Regions from separate parts of the Mus musculus genome. Here all the other regions are linked to region 2. Evidence: chromatin loops called from intact Hi-C (ENCODE). Cell type or tissue: heart. All regions are shown on one strand.

The links. Hi-C counts contacts between places; a loop is a spot of excess contacts. Peaks named below come from ENCODE experiments on the same cell type or tissue, not always from the same donor. Only the 100,000 strongest peaks of a DNase experiment are listed, where the experiment ranks them.
Region 1: a loop joins it to region 2, with 8 times the contacts of the local background. A loop is called at or near these places in 4 of 42 quality-filtered maps.
Region 3: a loop joins it to region 2, with 4 times the contacts of the local background. A loop is called at or near these places in 4 of 42 quality-filtered maps.

The regions. Positions count from the first base shown.
Region 1 is chrX:75,772,753-75,780,752 of GRCm38, reverse strand. No RefSeq gene overlaps it. Among named protein-coding and RNA genes, the nearest start is that of 4933407K13Rik, 12 kb to the right of the region's middle. In heart, a CTCF peak has its summit at 3,110 (motif pointing left); no DNase peak of the experiment used is centred here.
Region 2 is chrX:75,670,625-75,678,624 of GRCm38, reverse strand. It overlaps the pseudogene LOC115489104. Among named protein-coding and RNA genes, the nearest start is that of 4933407K13Rik, 90 kb to the left of the region's middle. In heart, CTCF peaks have their summits at 4,285 and 4,487 (motif pointing left); a DNase peak (open chromatin) is centred at 4,424; H3K4me3 peaks cover 1,313 bases; H3K27ac peaks cover 807 bases.
Region 3 is chrX:75,867,276-75,875,275 of GRCm38, reverse strand. It overlaps Pls3 (plastin 3 (T-isoform)), which reads left to right and starts at 106. Exons shown (of 16, transcript NM_001166453.1): 1 at 106-228. In heart, CTCF peaks have their summits at 1,132 and 3,230; DNase peaks (open chromatin) are centred at 85 and 1,305; H3K4me3 peaks cover 1,946 bases; H3K27ac peaks cover 1,558 bases; H3K27me3 peaks cover 657 bases.

The DNA.
Region 1 (8,000 bases), 100 kb before region 2:
AGGGGAATGCCAGGGTCAAAAAGTAGGAGTGGGTGGGTGGGGGAGTGGGTGGGGGAGCGGGTGGGGGCCTTTTGGGATAGCATTTGAAATGTAAATGAAATAAATACCTAATTTTTAAAAAAGAAAGAAAGAAAGAAAAAGAAATGTACCAAAAAATAAAAATAAAATAAAAAGAAAAAAAGAAAAGAAAAAGAAAAAAGAAACCTAACAAAGCTGAGGGCAGGTTTAGGGTGCTGAGCTGGGAGTGAACAGAAGGTCACGCTAGTCAAGGGAGGCTTAGAAGAGCCTGGCCTTTGAGCTAAAGCAATATAAAAACAAGCTAGTGTGTGTGTGTGTGTGTGTGTGTGTGTGTGTGTGTGTGTGTGTGTGTGTGTATGTGTGTGTGTGTGTGTGTGTGTCTTTATTCCACGGATCCCATATTCTCTGGGCAGGGTCTGGTAGTGCAGTATGCTGGGTGGGAGCTTAAAGCAGGGTAGCGAAAACTACACGCTACAGAGAGGACTACATAAACTCCTTTTCAGGACCAGGCCTGACAACAAAAGAAAAGTCATTCATTCCAGGAACCGACCGCCATAACCCATCACCGTAAGCCAGGAATTCCAGGAAATTAGACCATAAAATCCCCCACCCAAAGATCAGCCTGAAAATAACCATGAGGACTGGAAAATATCTTATCTCAGGATGGGCCATTTGTGCTGGGCAATCTTATATGCTTTGGTTGTCTCATCCTATGGTTAAACATTCATGACATAGGAATGCAGACCACTGACCACCTGGCAGAAGCCAATCAGAACCTGATGCACATAGCTTCCCCAGCCCCCACCGAAGAAACTTTAGATTACTTAACCCACTCTTTAAGTTCTCACCAAATATAGAAAAACTAACATAGTAGCCAATCAAAACTGTACTAATGTCACTGCTTTGGCCCCTACCAATCACATGAGAGATTACCTAATCCTTCTAGAAAATTCCCATATCCCTGCATAAAAGGGTGCCTGCAAGCTCCTCTGGGGTCAACACATTGATGAGTGATTGACCCACCCACCCCATGCTGGTTGTTTCTGCAGAATGAGTGTTCATTGTCTTTGCATAATTTCTGAGTCTGGGGTTTTTCTTCAGCGATTTTCAGACCCTGACAACACTAGAAGAGTATGCTTCTTATGGTTAATAAACACATGCTAAAACATATAATATGAAGCTGTTTAAATTGCTTACACCAATAAAGACAAGGGAGGCAAAAAAGTGAGGTAAAAACCTGCTAGCTCAGCAAGGCAAATATTTTCTTAAGTATATACAAAGTATCTATTTACAAGCCTGATCCTACAACTAAACTGCTATCTAGGTTTTTTAGAAATCTCTATATGAGTCATCTTACTGATCTAGTCTACCTTTCTCTTGAGCTCCTCCAAACCCAAGAGGGCTTCTTTGCTCTTCCCTCAAATGCCTCCTTACTGCCAGCTGCTTCTCTGTTATTCCTGCAAGCCCAAAGAAAAGCCCTATCTCTTACACGGAGCTCCTTCCATAAAGGCTCTTCCAAGCCAAGAGACAGAGCCCTAACAAAAAAATCCAATTGCTTATAAAAAGAGGTTTCTAGCTCCACTCCTATTGGTAGGCTGGACCTTGTTACTATGTGCTCTGGTAGCTCAAGGCTGCCCATCTGACTCTCCCTCGGGTCATAAAGCAAAGACCACAAGACCCCTCCCAAGCACCTACCCTAAAATAGGCAGGAACTTTCCATTTTTAGCATTCTTATCTAAAGAGGCTCTGAGAGACACACCCAAACTGCATCTTTCCAGGACCCAACTAACTGCATGGGAGAAATGCAGTATCTATTTAAGCTTGTATATTTTGTTAACAATCTGGTTTTCTATGTACATTAATCAAATAGCTTGTAACAAATCCATTGTCACACGATGCTCTAGTTTTTGTTTCATGTAGTTACATTAGAGTTAGTTTATTTGGTTTTGTTTTGTTTTGGGGTTTTTTTTGTTTGTTTGTTTTGGCTATGCCTGAGATGAAAACCAGACCCCCAGGCATTCTGGTCAACACTTTAGCACTGAGCAGCACCCTCAGGCCTCACTCCATAGAACTACAGTCTATGAGTTTAGACAAACACATAATGACACATATCCAATGTGATCGTGGAGAACAGAATAGTTTCAGGATTGTGAACTCCTCTGTGCTCTGTGCATTTGCCTCCCACTGTTGCCAGGCAGCTGCTTCCATGGCTTTCTCTTTTCCACATTTTGAGACACACAGTCATACAGATTTTGGCAGCCTTCAAAGGGAACTCTTCCACCTGGTTGGATGCACTTGTCGAGAAAAACTAAACTTTTTTGTTTTGTTTTGTTTTTTAGTTTGTTAAGACAGGGTCACACTAATGACACGATGTATGTGTTTTATACATTCAGAAAACTGACAGGCAGTGTCAATCGAAAGAAAAGAAAAGATTCGAAAGAAAAAAAAAACCCACAGACCCAAGTCGTCATGGCCAAATTAATTAAAGCAAGCAATTAATTAAAGCAAGCGTTTTGTTTCATGTACACTGCTTAAGTAGGCTGCTTCTCCCTAACGAAGGGTTCGAGAGGTCACCACTCAACATGGAAAAAAATAAGGCTATTGTAGTTCAGGGGTAGGGTGTTTCCAAATGGGGGCAAACAGGCAGGGTTATATAAACATATCGGTTGAATTGCTCATAACCTCATGAAAACAAAGACATGTTGCAAGGTGGTCCTAAGGGACACATATGTACATATATAACAGCAGATGGTCATATTAACCTTTTAAAACCAGCCATGGTTGCTGTTTCCTGGAACAGGCAGTACAGCAACATCTGTAGTTATGGTTATAAGTGGGGCAAGGCCCAATCCTTGAGAAACACAGGTTTCTCACAAAGAGTAATGAACCTAGTTTATCTTTACCATAAGAAGGATTAAAAGAATAAGATAGAGACAGGCTGGTTTACCAGCTGGATAGAGGGCTCAGCAGTTAAAAGCCCTTACCTCTCTTACAGAGGACCAAAGTTCCTTTACCAGCACACAAATGGCAGCTAATAACGGCCTAAACCTCCAGGTCTGGTGGATATGATGCCCTCTTCTGGCCTCTGTGGGAACTGCATGCTTGTGGTGTACTTACATACATGCTGTCAAAATATTCAAACTCATAAAATAAATAATTTCAAAACATACAAAAAACTTTAAAAATCACACACACACATACACATGCACTTGTTTTTACGAGCATGAGTGCTTTACTTACATTTATTTCTGCAGGTGGTATATATGCCTGATACCCACATCAACCAGAAGACAAAGGTCAGATCTCCTACAACTAGAGTTGCAGACAGCTGTGAGCCATATTGTGGGTATTGGAAACAAAACCTTGGTCCTTTGGATGAGTAGCCAGAGCTCTTAACCATTGAGCCATCTCTCCAGACCCTGGCCCCCACATAAATATTATTTATAATTCATTATTTAGATAAGGTTTTTTATATCCCAGGCTGATGTCAAACTCATTGATGGTCATTTGAACTTCAATCTTCCATCTGGGAACCAAACCCAAGGCTCAGTGCTCATGCTTTGTAGCAATTCCACAAAACTCCCAGCCCTAAGCATCCTCTCAGCGCAGCCACCGCCCCCACACACAGCCTTAATGTGTATCGGGGTTGTGTCTGCATATACATCAGTAGAGCTGGCACACTCAAGGACAAAATTGATGTCCAGTTCCCTGGAACAGGAGGAACAGATGGTTTGGGGGCACCTTGTTATTGGTGGAAATTGAACCCTGATACTCTGGAAGAACAGTCAGGGCTCTTTATTGCTGAGCCATCTCTCCAGCTCTCCTGAGCACTTTTTCATGGCAAGGAGAGAGCAAAGGATTTATGCTCCAGGAGACTCACTTTGGCAAAATCATTTAGTTTATGTCAGGCCAGGAAACCTGCAGAGTAAAGGCTTTTGACTTTTTCCAACATAATACTTTTATCCATTGTTTGGGAATTTCACACAATGCGCCCTGATCATACTTTCCATTCCCCTCAGTTCCAACTTCCACACTTGAGTTCTCCCACTCCAAAAAAAAAATTTTTTTAAAAAAATACACCAAATCCAAGTTATGTTGTGTTTGACTGGAGCACGGTCAAACTCCCCATGGCCAGCCCCTTAAAGATAACTGAGTCAAGCCGGGCAGTGGTGGCCCACGCCTTTAATCCCAGCACTTGGGAGGCAGAGGCAGGCGGATTTCTGAGTTCGAGACCATCCTGGTCTAGAGAGTAAGTTCTAGGACAGCCAGGGCTACACAGAGAAACCCTGTCTCCAAAAAGCAAACAAACAAAAAAGATAACTGAGTCTTTCCCCAGCCCCTCCAGAAGCCATCAACTATGAAGAGCTACACATGTCAGCATCTTTATCATTATTTTTAATGACTCTCTAAAATGACATCTTGTCTAGAGGTATTGACTACTGCAGGCTCATAGTTGAGAATGAGAGGCATGTAAGGCTTCTTGCAACAACCTCTCCCACCCAATGCCCCAAAAGAAAATTGGCTTTTGACTTTTGAATGCCCATTACACCCTAACATGAAAGAGAAGGAAAACAAAGCAAAATCAGGAAAGGGTTTCTAAGGAGCTGTAATCCCAGCCCAGCGGTCTCCATGGGAAATTTCACCTGGGAGTCTTCCTTAAACTTGCAAAGAGGTAAAACTGTGGCCCCACCCTTTTCCTCTCCCCCAAGGGTTCTTCACTGGGAGGATGCAATGGAGATTTTAGGAGAGGCCCTGATGACCTGAAATGCAAAGCCTCAGGCTTGGCCAGGATAAAGCAAGTCCTGCTAGGCATGTCTGAAGCCCTGGGTTCCATCCCTAGCTCTGGGTAAAGAAAGCCATTTGAAGCCATTCCTGGCTTGGGGTTTAAATTCCTTTACTCTTTTATTTTCTATAGTGGATTTGGTGTCAAAAGAACACTCCTGAATCAGAAATCAGAAAGGACAACACATTAAGGAACCGTTCACAGGAAGCCCTTATTAACCAGGGCTTTTTCTCTGTTGTAATTCTGAGGCTTTGACCTCATGCGGTTTGGCTGATCCCAGACACAATGCCCTATCTAAGGCCTAGAGATAGTAAACACCAGCTTGTGCTATTTTCTTTCACCTGAAAACTAACTAGTAGCTATCTCATCCTCCCCTCCCCCACCCTTTCATCAGTACTGTCTAGCCCTAACCTCCCCAGGGCCAATGACTAGATAAATCAGGTCTCACTCCTGGAAATCATCCAAATTACCCAATCTTCAACCTGCTTACAAGGCCTTGCCCCTTTTCTACCTATGGGAACCACAACAAAAGCCTTTTTCTACAACCTCCTACCCTATTCCCAGTATGGTAGCTTCTTTCTTAGGACCTGTGAAGCACAAACTTTATTCTCAAACTTTGCCATCCCATGAACTATTGGTCTTACTGTACCCACAAGAGAATACACTACCTTGAGGCAGAATGTGTGCCTGGGATTCCAGCAGTTTAAAAGTGGAAGTAGGAAGATGAACCTTTTGAAGTTAACCTAGGTTTGAGAGTGAGTTTCAGGCCATCATGAAGTATAAGACACCATTTCTCAGGGAGAAAACCACAAACAACCAAATAAACAAACAAAAAACGTCTTTATCTGGGGTTTGAGGGGCTTGAACTACAACCCAAGACCTTGCCCATGCTAAGAATTCTTTATACTTTAGCTGGTTATGTTTAATTAAAAAAAAAAAATCATGAGGCAAAAGACAGGACAAGAGTAAAGTCCTCATACTTCTGAACTTCTTGCCTGTCAGATTGTCTAGGAGGAAGTTTTAATGTTTTTCACTTTTTGATCATTCCTTGAAATCATGCATCCAGACCTAGCAGACAAATTCTGGTATCATTTGTTTGGCTTTGATTGGCAGTTTTGGGATGGAACCCAGGGCCTCCCTCATGCTGGGCAAGTACCCCAGCTACACATATTACCCCATGTGCCCCTGGGAAATTTTTTTGTTTGTTTACTTTCATTTTGAGATGGCATTTGGCTGCCTCTGCCTTCTGAGGAGTCACAGATGTGGGTCACCAGGTCTGCTGGTACATAGATTTTTATAGCATTTCATCTAGGTTCCATCCAACAGTTACCTAGAAACAACCCAGCTTGCTATAAATGGACTGTTTGGACTCTCTCTCTCTCTCTTTCTCTCTCTGTGTGTGTGTGTGTGTGTCTCTCTCTCTCTCGCCTTTCTCTCTCTTTGACCTCTATCCCTCCCTCTCTGTTCTTCCACCTCTCTCTCCACATGTTCCCAGCCAGCCTCTTCCCTTCTTTCTCTCTCCTTTCCCTTTCTGTCCTTCTCTGTCCCTTTTCTTTCTTTCCCTCCACTCCCTACTCACCTCCTTCGCATTCCCCAAATAAACTTCATTTATATTGGTACCTTGGGACAGGGTGGGGGAGGAAAGGATGTCTTAGCATGGGTGCACTAAGACAACAGCATCATGCCTCCCGGGGCATCATGCCACCACATTACAAAACATATCAACTTTATCTATAAGGACATTAATGATTTCAAACACCTAGACAGCTACTCATCTGACAAAGTAGGAGTGTATGAACAGATGATTCAAACCAGACACCACTGGAGTAACTGAACTAACGTCTACTTCTTCAAACAGCACAGAGTCCAAGACAAGAGCACAGGGCATAGAGCATCAGCACTCCCCTGGCTAGGGGTAGAGTAAGGAGCGCTCATCATGCAGCAAATACATACATATATGTGAAGGGTTGGGAGTACAATCACAGCTGCCATATTTGCTCGAGTGTGGTCCCTATATCAGACTTTCTGGAAGCTATTTGGTCCATTTATAAACACAGCTGTACAAATAGGGTGGGTATATGCCAGAAATCCTTGAATCCCTGTGTCAAATCAAGGTGCCTGTCCTCCATGCAGTGGTACTATGTAACTCCTGTATTATGACTATAAAGTTTGACATGAACTGAACTTCCAAACATTAGGCAGTGTGTGTGTGTGTGTGTGTGTGTGTGTGTGTGTGTGTGCGCGCGCGCGCGCAAACCTATGTTAAAAATTCTATGAAGCTAATTATCTGGTTAGAACTACTCTGGTGGTTGTGGTGAATAGGACTGTTATAAGTCTCGAGACAAATTGTATTAGGCTATCTTTAGTCCATGAAGAGCCACCAATTGCTCACCTCTCTGTTCGAACTAACATCCCTGTAGTCACGTGTAAAATCCTATTAGTATGAACTAATAGACCTTCCACAAAGGCAAAGGCCAACAATGTGACAACTGAGCCTGTAATAAATTTTACCTAAAAATCAGGAGAAAGATGGGGGAGGGACGGGGACTAGAGGAGGAAAGGGAGACAAAGAAAGGGAGAGACACAGAGAGAAAACATATATGCCTTTAATCTCAGCACTTGGGAGGAAGGCACAGACAGGCATCTCTGAGTTCCAGGCCATCCTAGTCTAAAGAGCAAGGTCAGGATAGCCAGGTCTACACTGTGAAACCCTGTCTCAAAAAGAAATGCAAATCAAAAATGACTCTGAGATTCCACCTTACACCTATCAGAATGAGTATGATCAAAAACTCAAGAGATAGCACACACTGGTGAGGATATGCAGCAAGGGGAACACTTCTCTATTGATGGTGGGACTACAAATTTATACAACTATTTGGAAATCAATTTGGCAGTTTCTCAGAAAACTGGGAATAGTTATACCTCAAGACCAAGCTGGCCATATACCCAAAGATGCCCCCACTATACCACAGGGACACCTCCTCAACTATGTTCACACCAGCTTTATTCATAACAGACAGAAGCTGAAATGACCTAGATGTTCCTCAAAGGAAGAATGGATAAAGAAAATGTGGTATGTCTACACAATGGAATACTATTCAGCAATTAAAAACAAAGATATTACAAATTTTGAATGCAAATGGATGGAACTGGAGAATATCATCCTGAGTAAAGTAATCCATGCATGGTATGCACTCAC
Region 2 (8,000 bases):
ACGACATATAGTGTGATAATAGCCAGATAAAATGATATAATGTATGATGATGGGACATGACGTATAGAATGCATATGTATCACGTGCAATATGTGATGATGCAATGACGATGAGAAACGTGGTATAAGATAATATGTATATAAAACATATAGTATATATAATATGTTATTATATATAATATGTAGTAGATATAATTATATATCATATGTAATATGATATATAATGCACATAAAACATAATAGCATATATGACATATGTAATACAAACAGTACATTACATGATAAAACAATATAGCACGTATGACATGGTATATGTGGTGATAAAAGAAATAATAATAATGATTAATAATATTTCATTGTAGCCTCCCACAAGCCTGAAGCAGGCTGAGCCAGAACTTGACCTTGCTGCCACTAAGGAGATTATCTAGGGTGGAGTCTTCCTCCCTAGATCACTCTATTGTTCTGCCACTGCCGCTGTTCATCTTCAAGATACTGCTAACAGCTGAGAGGCCCCCTAGAGCTATTCCAGAGACTATGCCCTATCCTGCATGTCATCAACTGCAGCTGGTTCCAGGCTCATAGGATGAATTGGCAGGAATGGACTTTCCCCCTCTTTTATTTATTTATTTGTTGTTTGTTTGTTTGTTTGTCTATTTATTTATTTATTTTTGAGTTTTTGAGTTTTTAGAGACTGGATGTCTCTGTGTATGTCTGGTTGTCCTGGAGCTCCCTCTGTAGACCATGCTGGCCTTGAACTAAGAAGCCCACTACCTCTGCCTCCAGAGATTACCAGATGGCAAAAGGCAGACATAAGAATATTACTAACAGAAACCAAGACCATCATTAGAACCCAGCACTCCCACCTCAGCCAGTCCTGAGTACCCCAACACACCCAAAAAGCTAGACCCGGATTTAAAGGCATATCTCATGATGATGGTAGAGGACATCAAGAAGGACTTTAATAACTCACTTAAAGAAATACAGGAGAACACTGCTAAAGAGTTACAAGTCCTTAAAGAAAAAGAGGAAAACACATCCAAACAGGTGATGGAAATGAACAAAACCATATTAGACCTAAAAAGGGAAGTGGACACAATAAAGAAAACCCAAAGTGAGGTAAAGCTGGAGATAGAAACCCTAGGGAAGAAATCTGGAACCATAGATGCAAGCATCAGCAACAGAATATAAGAGATGGCACAACAATCAAAGACAATGCAAAATGCAAAAAGATCCTAACTCAAAACATCCAGGAAATCCAGGACACATTGAGAAGACCAAACCTACGGATAATAGGAGTAGATGAGAATCAAGATTTTCAACTTAAAGGGCCAGCAAATATCTTCAACAAAATTATAGAAGAAAACTTCCCAAACCTAAAGAAAGAGATGCCCATGAACGTACAAGACTACAGAACTCCAAATAGACTGGACCAGAAAAGGAATTCCCCCTCTTTTATACAGCGTGTTTGCCATTAAACATTTGAACCTTGAGCAGACTAGTTGTCTTGGTTCCATTATTTCTCAACCTGCCTAGGCTCCCTCTTTTCTTTCAGTTCCAAGATGCCTTCCAGGCTTGAACCTGGACATGAGAGCCGCAGGCCGTCCCAACATTTCATTATTATTATTATTATCATTATCATTATTATTAAAACTTTAGAGTTAGACCCTGGATAAACAGGAAAGGCAGGAGTGGGCATGGCTGGGGTATTGTGGGTGTTTGTTTTAAGTCTTTAGTAATTTTTAGGGTCTTTTTAGGTTTCTAGATTTGAAAAAAAAAATTATGGGTTTTTGTTACCTCCTTCCAGCCTAGCAAGGCTGGCTGTGACTATCTGCAGCTTAAGTGGAGCCACCTGCTGTGCTGTTCCTTTGATGTGCCACTACCTGCCTGAGGCTCAACCTTCCTGAGGCCTCTCTTCCTAGATTTTCTGGAGTTAGCACTGAACTGCGATCTTCGTGAGTTCCCACTATAAGGTTGACCTATCTACTTCAAAGGAACTTTGCTTGGCCAGGGACGGGCCTCCCCTTTTCTTTATAAAGCTTGTTTGCTGACATTAAAATTGCACCTTGAGCAGAGCCTTGTCTTGGTTCCGTCCTTGTCTCGCGCAGCCTAGCCCCTCTTCTCTTCCAGGTTTCCAAAATGCCTTTCCAGGCTAGAACCCAAACCTGTGATCTGCTGGCCGGACACAATAGATTTTTTTAGGGTTCTAGGGTTTTTTAAGGATCTTTTTAGGGTTCTTGAGTGTTTTTTCAGAATTTTAGGTTTTCTTTAGCATTTTAGGTTTTTTTTTTTTAGGATTTTAGGGATTTTTATGGCGTTAGGTTTCTTTTTTTTTTTTTTTAAAGGGCTTTATAGTTTTTTGGGGGATTGAGGTACTTTGGGATTTTTTAGGTTTCTTTTTAAGGGTCTAGAGTTTTTTTTTAATTAAGGTTCTTTTAGTGTTTTTTAAATTTTTTTTGTTTTGTTTTCAGCGTCTTCGAGTATTTTTAGGGTTTTTAAAGTATTTTGGGGTTTTTAGGGGCTTGGGTTTTTTTTTTTTTTAAGGCTTTAGGGTTCCTTTAGTGTTTCAGTTTTTTGATTTTTTTTTTTAAGGATTTTTTCGGTAAAAGTTTTTTTTTTTTTTTTTTAAATGGTTTTGGGTTTGTGTGTGTGTGTGTGTGTTTTAGGATCTTAGGGTTTTTTAGGTTTTTTTTTTTTTTTGAGGGTTTTAGAGTTCTTCTAGAATTTTCAGGTATTTTAGAGTTTTAGGTTCTCTTAGTTTTTTTTTTTTTGTTTTTTTTTTTTAAGGATTTTAGTGTTTTTAGGTCTTTTGTTTTTTTTTAAGGCTTTTCTTTTTTTCTTTCTTTTTTTTTTTTTTTTGAGATTTATTTTTAGGGTTGTTTGAAGGTTTTGAAAGAACCTAATGGGGAAACCCCCACTCAACTCCCAATTCAGCATGCACCCAAGAATCACGAACAGAACAGAACGCCTTGATGTAAAAACACGAGGTAGTTTAATGGCAGAGCACTTGGTCGAAACATATCTCACGCAGGAGACAGTGGATTCGACCACTAGGCTTGGAAGCTAGGGGTTTTTATAGAAAAGGGGCTGGGGCTGGGGGAGGAATTGGCGCGGTTTCACATGTTTGGTTCATTTAAACATCAGCAGACTGTCAGAAGGGTGGGAGATAGGGAGGCGCCTGGCCAGTCTGACATGTTTATCTTTATCTTTATCTTTATGGCTAAGCAGCCTCAGGCATGTCCTGGCCTGTTCTGCTATGTTCTGAGCCCCAGGTTTCAAAGCTCAAACAGCTCTTTGGGCTACTTGACATAAATTACATGAATCACAGGTCTCAAGTTTTATTTTCTTTCAGTTCTTGACTACTTCTAGAATTTTAAGGTATTTTAAACCCCAAAATATAAAACCCTAAACTTTTTTTTTTTAAATCGAGAACAACAACAACAACCCTAAGAAATACAGTAAAATGTTAAAATAAAATAAAGCCTAAATTAAACCCCAAAACCCTAAAATACACTAAAATCCTTTAAAAAAATGAAAAAAACACTAAAAATACTAGAAGCCTGAAAACCAAAAATCTCTAAAACACTCTTCTAAAAACTCTACGAACCCTTTAAAAAACCCATAGAAATCTAAAAACAAAAAACAAACAAACAAACAAAAAACCCAAAAAACCACAAGAAGCCAAAATATCCCTAAAACTTTTCTTTTTCTTCCTTCCTTCCTTCCTTCCTTCCTTCCTTCCTTCCTTCCTTCCTTCCTTCCTTCCTTCTTTCCTTCTTTCTTTTCCTTGCTTTCTTGCTTTCTTTTCTTTTTTTCAGTTTTTTGTGACTGTGTTTCTCTTTGTATCCCTACCTGTCCTTGAGGTTTCAGGATTTTGATGTATATTTAGTTGTTTTGTTTTGTTTTGTTTTTTAAGGATTTTAGCTTTTTTGAAAAAAATAAAAAATAAAAAGCTCCGCTCTGGTCGTAGGCCAAGGGCTCAGATCTGCCCACAGCGTTAGGGCTGAGATGAGGGTAAGCCGCCTGGGTGGGCGGGTCCGACCCGGTGACAGGGTTTTAAATCAGTCGGTTCCCAGGAGGTTATACCCGGATAGGTGGGTGCTTTTACCCACGTGGGAACTACAGCTCCCAGCATGCCCGAGATCCTGTGACAGACAGGAAGTGCGTCCCCAGTGCTCTTGGGAGACGTAGTTTGTGTGTGGACTATAGGCGTTCTCTCTCGCCACCTGGTGGGTATGAAGTGCAACTGCAGGCCAGACAGGAAGTGCTTCCATTTTGGACAGGAAGTGAGCCCCGGCTTCTCATGGGAGATGTAGTTTATGTAGGGCTTAAGTCTACTCTCTATCGCCACCGGGTGGCCAGATAGTGTAACTGCAAGCCAACAGGAAGTGCCTCCATATTGGACAGGAAGTGAGTCCCAGGTCTTCATGGGAGATGTAGTGTGTGTCTGTCCTAGGTCCGCTCTCTATCGCCATCCGTTGGCCACAAAGTGTAACTGCAAGTCAACAGGAAGTGCTTCCATTTTGGACAGGAAGTGAGTCCCAGGTGCTCATGGGAGATGTAGTGTGTGTAGGGCCTAGGGCTGTCCGCTGTCGCTACCCAGTGGCCACATAGTGTGACTGCAAGCCTACAGGAAGCACCTCCATTTGGACAGGAAGTCGGGCCCAGGTGCTCATGGAAGATGTGGTGTGTACAGGGCCTAGAGCTAATCTCTAGCGCCACCTTGTGGCGAAATAATGCAACTGTACTCCTGGTTCTCTGGCTCAAGTGGACGAATCTGGGCCCTGAACCCAGGCCAGAGTTCCAGAGTGGTGTGGCCGAGCCGGCTGAGTCCCTGGGCTGCCGGTGGCTCAGATCCGCGGGCTCTGTACCCTTTGTACCTGTAGAAGCAGGGACAGAGTCTCTCTCTGTCTCTCTGTCTCTCTCCTCCTCCCTTCCACCCGGGGCTGCCTGGCATCGGCGTCTGCCAACGAGAGACCCATCCAGGCTTCTAAGAGTCCTGCAGCCCCCAGATCCTGGTTCTCCCTTCTCACCGGGGACCAAGCCCGAGCCGTGCCTGCATCCCAGTTCCGTCTCTCCCGGTTCTCCCTTCCTTCTTCCTTCCTTGTGACCTGGCCTGACTGGCCTTTACCGTCGCCCATGCAGCTCGGGTCTCTGTATGTCCCTCCCTGCCCTCACTTACTTCCTTCTGTGCCTCATGGGGATGAATCTGGACCCGAGTCCCTGCCGGGGTTCCAGGCGAGCGGTGTGGCTGCATTAGTGATGTCCCCGGGCGGGCGGGCAGCGGCTCAGATCTGCGCCCCTGCTCCCGTTGTACCTGTAGAAGTGCAGGGACTGGGGCTCTCTCCGTGTCTCCCTGTCTTGCCATCCTCACTTCCCGGGCCCAGCCTGAGTTCGTGTTGGCCCAGCCAGTGCGTCCTCCCTGCCTCCCCCATCTGTCCCTGTCTCTGTCTCTGTCCCTGTCCCTGTCCCTGTCCCAGTCCCATCTCCCTCCCTCGCTTCTGATCTGGCCTGCCTGGAGTTGCCCATGGCCTGTGCAGCTCGGCTGTCTGTCCCTGTCCTCACTTCCTTCCTTCCTTCCTTTCCACCCTGCCTGCCTGGTGTTTGGCCACCACCTGTGCAGTTCAGGTTTGTCTGTCTGTCCGTCAGTCTGTCAGTCCCCTGTCTCTCACCCTGCTTGCCTATCTGTCCTCCTGTCCGTCCGTCCTGGTCCTCACTTCTTCTTCGCCTGTGCAGCTCAGGTCTGTCTGTCCCCCTGTCTGTTCCTCTGTCTGTTCCCCTGTCCGTCCAGGTCCTCACTTCCTTCCCACCCAGCCCATGGCCTGTGCAGCTCGGGTCTCTCTGTCTCTCCCCCCTGCCTGCTTGTCCCCCTGTCCCCTTGCCTGTGCCCCTGTCCATCTGTCTCTGTCCCTGTCTCTCTGCATGTCCCCCGGTGTGTCCCTCTGACTCCTTGTCCGCTCATCTGTCCCCCTTGCCCCCTGCTTGTCTGACTTCTGTCCTCCAGATCAGGTAAGTCTATGCCTCTGTCCCTCTCCCTACCTCTAACCCTGTCTGCCAGTCCATCTGTCTCCCTCTCCCCCTGTCTGGCTTCCTTCATATACCATGTTCTACAGTGTGCCTTTCTCATTTACCATGTTATTCAGTGTGAATCCCTCATATTCCATGTTCGACAGTGTGTGTTTCTCATTTACCATGTTTGTCAGTGTGACTCCCACATATACCATGTTCTACAGTGTGCTTTATTCATTTTCCAGGTTTTATAGGGTGATTTCCTCATATACCATGTTCAACAGTGTGTGTTTCTCATTTTCCATGTTATACAGTGTGACTTACTCATATACCATGTGCTACAGTGTGCGATTCTAATTTTCCATTTTATACAGAGTGACTCCTTCATATACCATGTGTTACAGTGTGCGTTTCTAATTTTCCATGTTATACACAGTGACTCCTTCATATACCATGTTCTACAGTGTGTGTTTCTCATTTACCATGTTTTACAGGATAATTCCCTCATTTACCATGTTCTACACTGTGCGTTTCCTTTTTTCCATGTTATACAGTCTGACATGCTTATATAACATGTTCTGCAGTGTGTGTTTCTCATTTTCCGTGTTTCTCAGTGTGACTCCCTCATATAACATGTTCTACAGTGTGGGTTTCTCATTTACCATGTTTTACAGTGTGACTCCCTCATATAACATGTTCTATAGTGAGCGTTTTCATTTTCCATGTTTTCAGTATTTCCTGACATATACCATGTTCTACAGTGTGCCTTTCTCATTTTCCATGTTTTTCAGTGACCCGCTCATATACCATGTTCTAAAGTGTGCATTTCTCATTTACCATGTTATACAGTGAGACCCCATCATATACCATGTTCTACAACGTGCATTTCTCATTTAACATGTTTTTTAGTATGACTCCCTCATATTTTATGTTCTACAGTGTGCGTTTCTTATGTTCCATGTTATACAGTGTGACACCCTCATATATCATGTTCTACAGTTTGCTTTTCTCATTTACCATGTTTCTCAGTGTCAATCCCTCATAAACCAAGTTCTACAGTGTGCCTATCTCATTTACCATGTTTCTCAGTGTCAATCCCTCATAAACCAAGTTCTACAGTCTGCGTATCTTATTTACCATGTTTCTCAGTGTGACTCCCTCATATAACAGATTCAACAGTGTGCATTTCTCATTTTCCATGTTATACAGTGTGACTCCTTATTACACCATATTCTACAGTGTGCGTTTCACTTTTTCCATGTTATACAGTGTGACTTACTCATATACTATGTGCTACAGTGTGTGTTTCGAATTTTCCATGTTATACAGAGTGAATTCTTCATATACCATGTTCTACAGTGTGCGTTTCTCTTTTCCATGCCATAAAGTCTGACTCGCTCATATTCCATGTTTTACAGTGTGCATTTCTCATTTACCAAGTTAAACAGTGTGACTCCATCATATACCATGTTCTACAGTGTGAGTTTCTCTCCTACCATGTTATTCAGTGTGACTCCATCATGTTCTACAATGTGCGTTTCTCATTTACCATACTTCTCATTGTGACTCCCTCATGTACAATATTCTACACTGAGTATCTCATTTACCATGTTTCTTAGTATGACCCCCTCATATAACATGTTCTACAGTGTGAGTTTCTCATTTTCCGTGTTTCTCAGTGTGACTCCCTCATATAACATGTTCTACAGTGTGGGTTTCTCATTTACCATGTTAAACAGTGTGACTCCCTCATGTACCATGTTCTACAGTGAGCGTTTCTCATTTTACATGTTCAGTTTTTCTCAACATATAACATGATCTACAGTGTGTGATTCTCATTTTCCATGTTTTTCAATTTTTATTGCCATATACCATGTTCTACAGTGTGTGTTTCTCATTTTCCATGTTTTTCAGTGTTTCTTGCCATATACCATGTTCTACAGTGTGTGTTTCTCATTTTCCATGTTTTTCAGTGACTTGCTCAAGTACCATGTT
Region 3 (8,000 bases), 200 kb before region 2:
CCCCACCCAGTTGATGTGACAGGCTCCTGGCCCAATCCTCTTCCTGGTTCCCAGGCCGCTGTGAACACCATCTGAGCCAATGGCTGTGGCCGCAGGGCGGAGGAGGCTGGCAAGAGGGGAGGGAGCGCTGGCTTTAGAAGCACAGCTGCAGAGATTCCTAGGGGCAGAAGTTGTCTGAGTGCTTGGTCGGAAGCTGTAGAGCCAGATCAGCGACTCTGCGACTTTTACGTAAGTGCTTTGCAGTTCCAAGGGCTCGAGGGGAGCCGGTTTCCTGGGCGTGGGTAAGAGTGGGTCCTGGTGAGAGCATCTCCGGGAACCTTAGCAGGAACGTGTGTTATACTAGGGGACGGGGGTTGGGCAAAGGGGGAGATCGAAGAAAATTTCATCTGGAGTCTGAGGCTCGGCTCCCGGGCGATCCTCGCCAACGGAATGGGTGGGAGCTCCAAAGGGTTCCTTATTACCACCCTCTGCCATCACTTTTTCTGCTCTTCGCTGCGACTGCTCTCTAGTTCCTCCTAACTTGTTGCCCACCACAGACCGAAGGGCTTAAAAGCCAACACTTACCCAGATTCCCTAAGGCAGCGACCACCCCTGAAGTGGAAATCCTAAGCCTATCTTCCCTCTGCCTTCCATTTCCAGCTACAGCCATTCTTCAATCCATCCCTCCCTCCCTCCCTCCCTCCCTCCCTCCCTTCCTCCTCAGCCGCTGGAAAATCCCAGAGCTAGCAGCGTAGGTCGCTTCCCGCTAGTTCCAAATCGCCCGCTCTAGGTGACCCGGCGGGTTTCTGAGGACCCCGAGGCTCCCAAAGAGGCGGGGCGCGGAGCGGGTGCGGTACCCCCCCCCCCCCCAGGAACCTGGCCTCGGCGGCCCACCTTCTGCCCTCTCCTCTCCCCAGCCCTTAGGCTGAGCTTCGGGACTGCGCCGCGACTCCCTATGAGTAAGCAGTTTTTTGGTTTTTTTGTTTGTTTGTTTTGTTTTTTGTTTTTTTTTTTGTTTTTGTTTTTGGTGTTTTGTGTGTGTGTTGTTGTTGTTGTTGTTTTGTTTTGTTTTTCCTTTCGGTGGCAGAAGCTTTCCAGGCTAGCCCGGAGGTACCTTTTGGTTCTCTCCCCTAGCAGCGCCCTGGCGGTCAGCTTGAGTCCCGATGGCTCTGGTTGTGCAACTCAGAGCTAGCGAGCAGGGCTGCAGCACCCGGGACCGCTCTGGGACCCCTGGGAGGCTGAGCCGAGATGGTGGCTGAAGCCCCATTCCCAGACTCAGCTGCACTTGCCTGTGTTTACTTTTCTCCGCCTGCTTACTTTAGCGACCTAATGAGAGGCCTGAGGACGCCGACTAGCCCTGCGGTCGCCAGTCCCAAAGTTGCTGCTGCTGCTCCACTAGCTCAAGTGTTGGCGGTTCTGAACCTCCCCTGGCTCCAGGCCCTTGCTTGCTCCAGCTTTGCTGACAGTTTACATCCTGAAGACTGGCTTTTCACTGGAGCTGTATAACTGACTACACCAGTGGTGCAGGTCTAGCTTGGATTTAAACTGGGGCGTCTAGTCATATAGGATCAGACCAGAGGGATGCTGCTATCACCCTTCTACTCAGGGGTAATGCAGACAGGGTGAAGGAGCTTGAGTGAATACGGTAGGTAGAAGTGTAGGTTTAAAAACCTACGGAACAGTAAGCATTTACTCCATTTCAACATCACAATGGGTTTGGGAGACTAAAGTTGAACACTGAGATGCAGTTTACTGTGAATTGCAACTTAATGGCCGAGGTCCCACACTTGCCAATTGGCATCCCGCATCTTAAGTCTCTGATGCCCCTAGGGTAATAGTCACATGACCTCTTTTGACTTTAAAACTGGAATGCAATGGCTGAGGCCCATGTTCCCCAAACTACCAAGACAAAAGTGTGGAGGGAGTTGGTGGGAGGGGCGATGTGTGTCAGTTAGCATCCACTGAACTAGATTTGCATGAGGGGAGCAGAAAGTGATCTGTTGCTGTGGTTTTAAGCAAAATTAAAAATTAAAAAGAATAATAAAATAAGAAAAAAGCTGCTTTCAAAACAAAGGCTTCAAATGTACTTATGTGGTGACATATATCTGTTTCCCAGAAATTCCATATACCTTTTCTAAATTTTAAAATCATCTTCTAAGAAAGCTAATGTTTAACTCATGTCTCATTTCATCCCTAAATGGCTGGTTTTGAAGACGTATCCCACAAGATAGTGTTAAAAAATAAACCATCACTACCCTTTAATCTGCCCTATACTATTCTCAATATTGGGCATCTACTTAAAGGTAGAGAACAATCTCTTGTGTAAAATTAACTATCAATTATTCGTTGTTTGAAATTTATTGGCTTAGAAACCATACCCAGACCTACTTGATACAAAATTTCCAAAATTGGTTGGGTTTTGTGCTGTGTGGTGGTTTGAAAGTCTCTGAAAGGACTTTCCCATACTGTCCCATAGTGGAAGTTTCCCTATTTAGATTATATATTGTCACATATGAAAACAGTGTAGAACAGCCAAGTGTGGTGGTGGCAAGTGATTATAAGCTGAGCACTTGGGAAGCTGAGGCAGGGGCATCAGCTGTCCAAAGCCAAGAAGGACTACATGATGCCCTGTCTCAAGCAATAAGTGTATGAGTTAAGAAAACAAGGAAATTGAAGAAAAATAAAAGGAAAGGGAAACACGTAGAGGAGTCACCCAAGTCAGGAATTTAAAAGTCTCACTTACTTGCAAAAACAGGCTCAGTTTACACATATTAGTACTTAAAATCAAGTACTGCAAACCCTACAAAAGGGAAATGAGGGTTAGGGGTTGAGGACCCTTTAGAGATAGATGGTTCACATGATAAAAGTCAGTCCTGACTACCCAAGTCCAACCCCCTGGACCAATTGGATAGCAGAGAACTAGCTCCTGCAGTTTGTCCTCTAACCTTTACATAGCATTCTTAGCACACTTTATGTTTGCATACATACACACACACTATATTTTTTTAAAGTAACTGGGAATATATAAAAGATTTTTGCTTTGCGTCTTTCCTCCTAGACTTTTTATTTAAGTAACCTGTGAATACCTCCTGCACTCTGTTTTCAGCTGTACATAAGATTCTGAGCCTGAAAACCACACTTATCTAAAAGCACAGGGTCCTGATGTGCAGGCTAGCCTGTTGCACAAATTAGCTAGCAATGGATTTAAACTATACCTGAACTCATAGAGATGAGCCCCCCTAGTGGAAGGAAGGAAGGTGACAATATAATTTTAGAGTGAATTTCTAATAAAAGTTTAACTTAACTAAAAAAAAACCACATTGTTTATGCAGTTCAGCACTGTGTACGTGAGTAGACACTAATAACCATTGTTAATTTCCTAGCTTTAAAAGATGTTTAGATAGATATATAAAATGATACTAGCTGGGTGAAGATCAACATCATCTATATGATTGTTGTTATTCTGTCAAGCCAAAATTATTTCAAAATGAAAATATTTTAAAGCCAGTCGTGGTTAAATTACATCTCTCATTCCAGCATTTAAGTGGCAGATACAGGGGAATCAGGGATTCCAGGACACCCTCAATCAACTAGCTTGCTTCAATGAGAGCCTGGCTCAATAAGGCAAGAAGAAAAATGGTTTAAATTGCTTCTCTCTCTCTCTCCCTCTCCCTCTCCCTCTCTCTCTCTTTCTCTCTCTCTCTCTCTCTCAGTTATACTCATGGTTTTCTTTTTAATCATTATTTAATTGTTTTCATACAAAATAGTTTGGTCATATTTTTCTCCCCCCCAGCCCTCCCAGATCCTATTCATCAAACTTTATGTTTTCTCTCTTTCTCTCAACAAAATGAAAATCAAAGAAACAGAAAACAATTCAGACAAACCCAGTGTGAAATCATTTCTAAGAGGTGGAACACTCCTGACAAGCTGGGCTGCAGGCTGTCTAAGTCATATACAAACAGAATCCTGAGCCTGAGAACCCGATTTTGATCCCTGTACCACCTAATGGCTGTTGAGAACAGACTCCTGACAGTTATCCTCTGACCCCCACACATGACATGGCAAGATGTGCTACCCAATAAATAGAATTACCACTACTTTCTGGTCCATAGCACTTCTTGAAATGTCCATACAGTTAAAACAACTCTCATTGCTGGCCAGAATTGGAAGACTGTGAATCTGTTTTTCTTCTTTCTTTCTTTCTTCCTTCCTTCCTTCCTTCCTTCCTTCCTTCCTTCCTTCCTTTCTTTCTTTCTTTCTTTCTTTCTTTCTTTCTTTCTTTCTTTCTTTCTTTCTTTCTTTTTTTCCTATTTTTTTCTGTGACACATGGTTTCTCTGTGTAACAAGCCCTTGCATTCCTGGACTTGGCTCTGTAGCCCAGGCTGGCCTCAAACTCAAAGAGATCCACCTGCTTCTGCCTTCAGAGTGCTGAGATTAAAGACATGTCCTACCATGCCTGGTCTGAAACTCTAATTCTTAATTTCTACCCTTGTATCCCATTTGGGATGCAAGCTAAATTATGTTTTGCTTCTGTTATGCTTCAGTTATGTCTTTTAGACACTGAAGCCTAAAATGTCTAGTCTCTTTGATGATCTTTAGAGTCTAATTGCTAAAATGTGACTAGGTTTGTGACATTTGGAGTAGGATTAGTAATATTTTGATGGAGATAAGTCTCTTCTACAAACAAATAAACAAAAAAACCATATTAAACTTGACCACGATTATTATGGTAGAATAGTATGACTCAGTATACTATCAGAAACCCAGTGAATTTTTTCTCCTAGGCAAGGAATATGATTGCTGTCATAATAAGGGGGGAGGGGGCAGCTTGGCCATGATGCTTGAACACTCAAGTGATGCCCTTGGACAAAGGAAGAAAGTCCACTTCTAACTCCGTGTTTTGTTTAAGGTGTGGTTCCTACTTGGCTTTTTACATTTCTTGATATCATATTCTTGGCATATATTACAATGGCAGAGATCTATATTTGTATTCAGTCTAGTATACTCTGGGTGGGAACTATATAAAGCAAGACATTTATTGTAACTGATTCTAAAAGTAACTGGTATGAAATGAGATTTGAAAATGAACATCTATCAATATATGGCAGCTTGAATATCTGTGTTTTAGAATTATTTTGTACTTGTTAGTATGGCAGGTTGGTTTTTTTTTTATAGAAAATTATCTAAAGGGGACAGACAGACCTGTAAAAAGTAAGCATAAGATTAGAAGTTTCGAGCTGGGTTCACATTTCGAGTCTGTACTTATTCTAGGGAGTGGTATGCCATATAATGTAAGCTTAATGTGATATAGGATTCCAAAGCTTTTTGGATGCATTGTTGTGATTGTTTTCAGTTTGGAGTCCTTTGTTTAAAGTTGTGGCAACTATCTAATGCTTACATGACAAGCCCCACCCCATGTGTGTCTGTGTCTGTGTGTACCTTATGGAGATGGACATAAAGTCTCTTTCTCAATGACCTGCCTCCTTTTTTTTTTTTTTTAAGACAGAGACTCTAACTGAAACTGGAGCTTGTCCATTTGGTTAGACTGGCTGGCCGGTGAGCCCTAGGGATCCCCCTGTCTACACCTCCTCAGTGCTGTCTGTCAGTTCAGGCACATGCTACCTCATCTGTCTTTTGTGCTTATATGTTGAGAAATCCGAACACAGGCCCTCATGCCTTCATAGCAAGCACTTCACTGCAGAGCCATCTCCCCAGACCTTAAATGCCATTCTTAAAATCCAATCTCATAATACATGGGCCAATTTATTTTAGTTATAGAGGGGAGGCCATTTCAAAAGATTCACAGCTAAATTCAGTAGTATTGAACGTTGCCATATTCTTACACTTGAAAGTAAAATGCGAGTCGGGATTGTTCTAGGGATGAAGAAATGTTCTATTTAATAGAAAATGCTGAGAGAGGAGGGGTGTGGTATGAAGGGCCTGTAATCTCAACATATCAGATGCCAGTGCACACAATGAGTTCTAGACTAACCTTAGTTATGGGATCTTGTCTCAAAAAAAACCCAACAAAATATGGAGGTACAAGTATATTGATTGGATATAGCCTCAGAGGAACTGCCACTGAGCCAGAATTTCATCTTGAGAAACTCACATAAAATTGTTATATTGGTAAATAACATTTAGTCCATCTATGTACTAGACACTAAGCATTTTCTCAGTTTTGAAAAGTGCAGTAGCTCAATGATTTTAGTTGGCTGGAATTCCTTTTTGAATATAGCTGTAGTCTGGCTATTCTCACTTATATTTGTTTATTATTGTTTTTTTAATGTATATGGGTGTTTTGCCTGCATGTATGTCTGTGTATCACTTGTGGTACTTAGTGCCCATGGAGGCCAGAAGAAGATGCCAAATACCTGAAATCTAGAGTTAAAGAAAGTTTTGAGTTGCAGTTTAGGTGCTGGGAATCAAACCCAGGTCCTCTAGAGGCCCAGCCAGTTCTCTCACCCACTTGAGCCATCACTCCAGGCCCTGTTCTCAGTTGTATTATCATTTAACTTCGTGTTATAGTTGCAGGGCTGGACGTGGATATCAGTGCCTCCCTCATGCCAGGCAATTCATTCTCTAATGATCAATATGCTGGGCTCACATGTTACTTTTTCTTTCAGTCAGAGTTCTGCTTATGACACCCAGACTAGCCTTAAACTCACTTTGTAGACCGAGCCAGCCTTTGAACTTGTAATCCTCTTGAGGGTCCTGGATTTTAGGCTTGCACCCACCAGGCCTGGATATAGACCGATTTTTATAATATGAAAAAGTTAAATTTTCGTAAAGCTTAGAAATGTGATTGATGATAAATGTAGTGTTGCTGATTCTATTGGGTGTTGAATCTCTGCTCTTTCATTTCTCCGATGTCTGGACAGATAGGCCCATTTCAGTAAATCACTGTTGTACTCATAGCTAGAGTTTGCTTGATTTTTAAGGCATCTGTTTTTAATCTATGCATTTCACAGGCATGTTGAAAGGATAAGTGAGCTATGCGAAAGCTTGGCTCTTCAGCAGACAGGTGCTATATACATCCAGCATACTGTAGCTGTATTTAATAACTCTGCTAGGGCTTTAACAGGCCTTTTCAGATGACTGGGGCATAGTTCAATGGCAGAACATTTGCTTTGCTTGCATGAGGTTCTGGGTTCAATCCCAAGAATCCCTCACACACACACACACACACACACACACACACACACAGAGGGGGGGGCAGTTATTGTATTTTCTTACTTAAATATTATTCAGCATAGCATGTTAATGTCATCAATTGATTTTTTTCCTTGTTACTGTTTATTTTTCCTTATTGGTTGTCAATACAGAGTCTGTTCTCTTCAATTTTCTTTTTCTTTTAAGTTGTTCATTAGTATACACACATTTAGGTTTCACTGTGGTTTTTTTCGAACAGTTTGTTATGGTTTATTTTCATATACCTCCCTTCTCCCCTTTCCCCCCTTGTAGCCTTCCCCACCCTCCTGCCTGCTTTCAGCACATGTGTGCCAGAGTGCTTTCTCTTCCTCCACACCTCTCACCACACTAATAGTCTCAGTTCTAGTTTCAAAGCCCGTGCCCACACTCACTTTTGCCTGTTTACATACATATAAACATTATATGCTAGGATACACACATGAGAGGATGGGAATTTTGTCTGAATCTCAGCCTCCTCACTTAAAATAATGCTTTCCAGATTCATCCATTTTCCTGCAAATTTCAGTTTTCTTTATGGCTGAATAAAATTACCCACTGTGTTTGTATTACATTTTCTTTATCCATTTATCTGCTGATGGATATCTAAGCTGATTCCATTTCCTTGCTGTTATGAATAGAGAGCAGCAATAAAAATAGATATGTAAGTATCTCTGTGGTAGCATACAGAGTTCTTATGGTATATGCCAGAAATGGTAGCTGAGTCATCTGGTAGTTCTGATTTAATATAATTTCTTATTCTGTATGTGCATGTGTCATGGTCCACACGAAGGTCAAAGGACAACCTGCAGGAGGAGTTCTTCTATCATGTG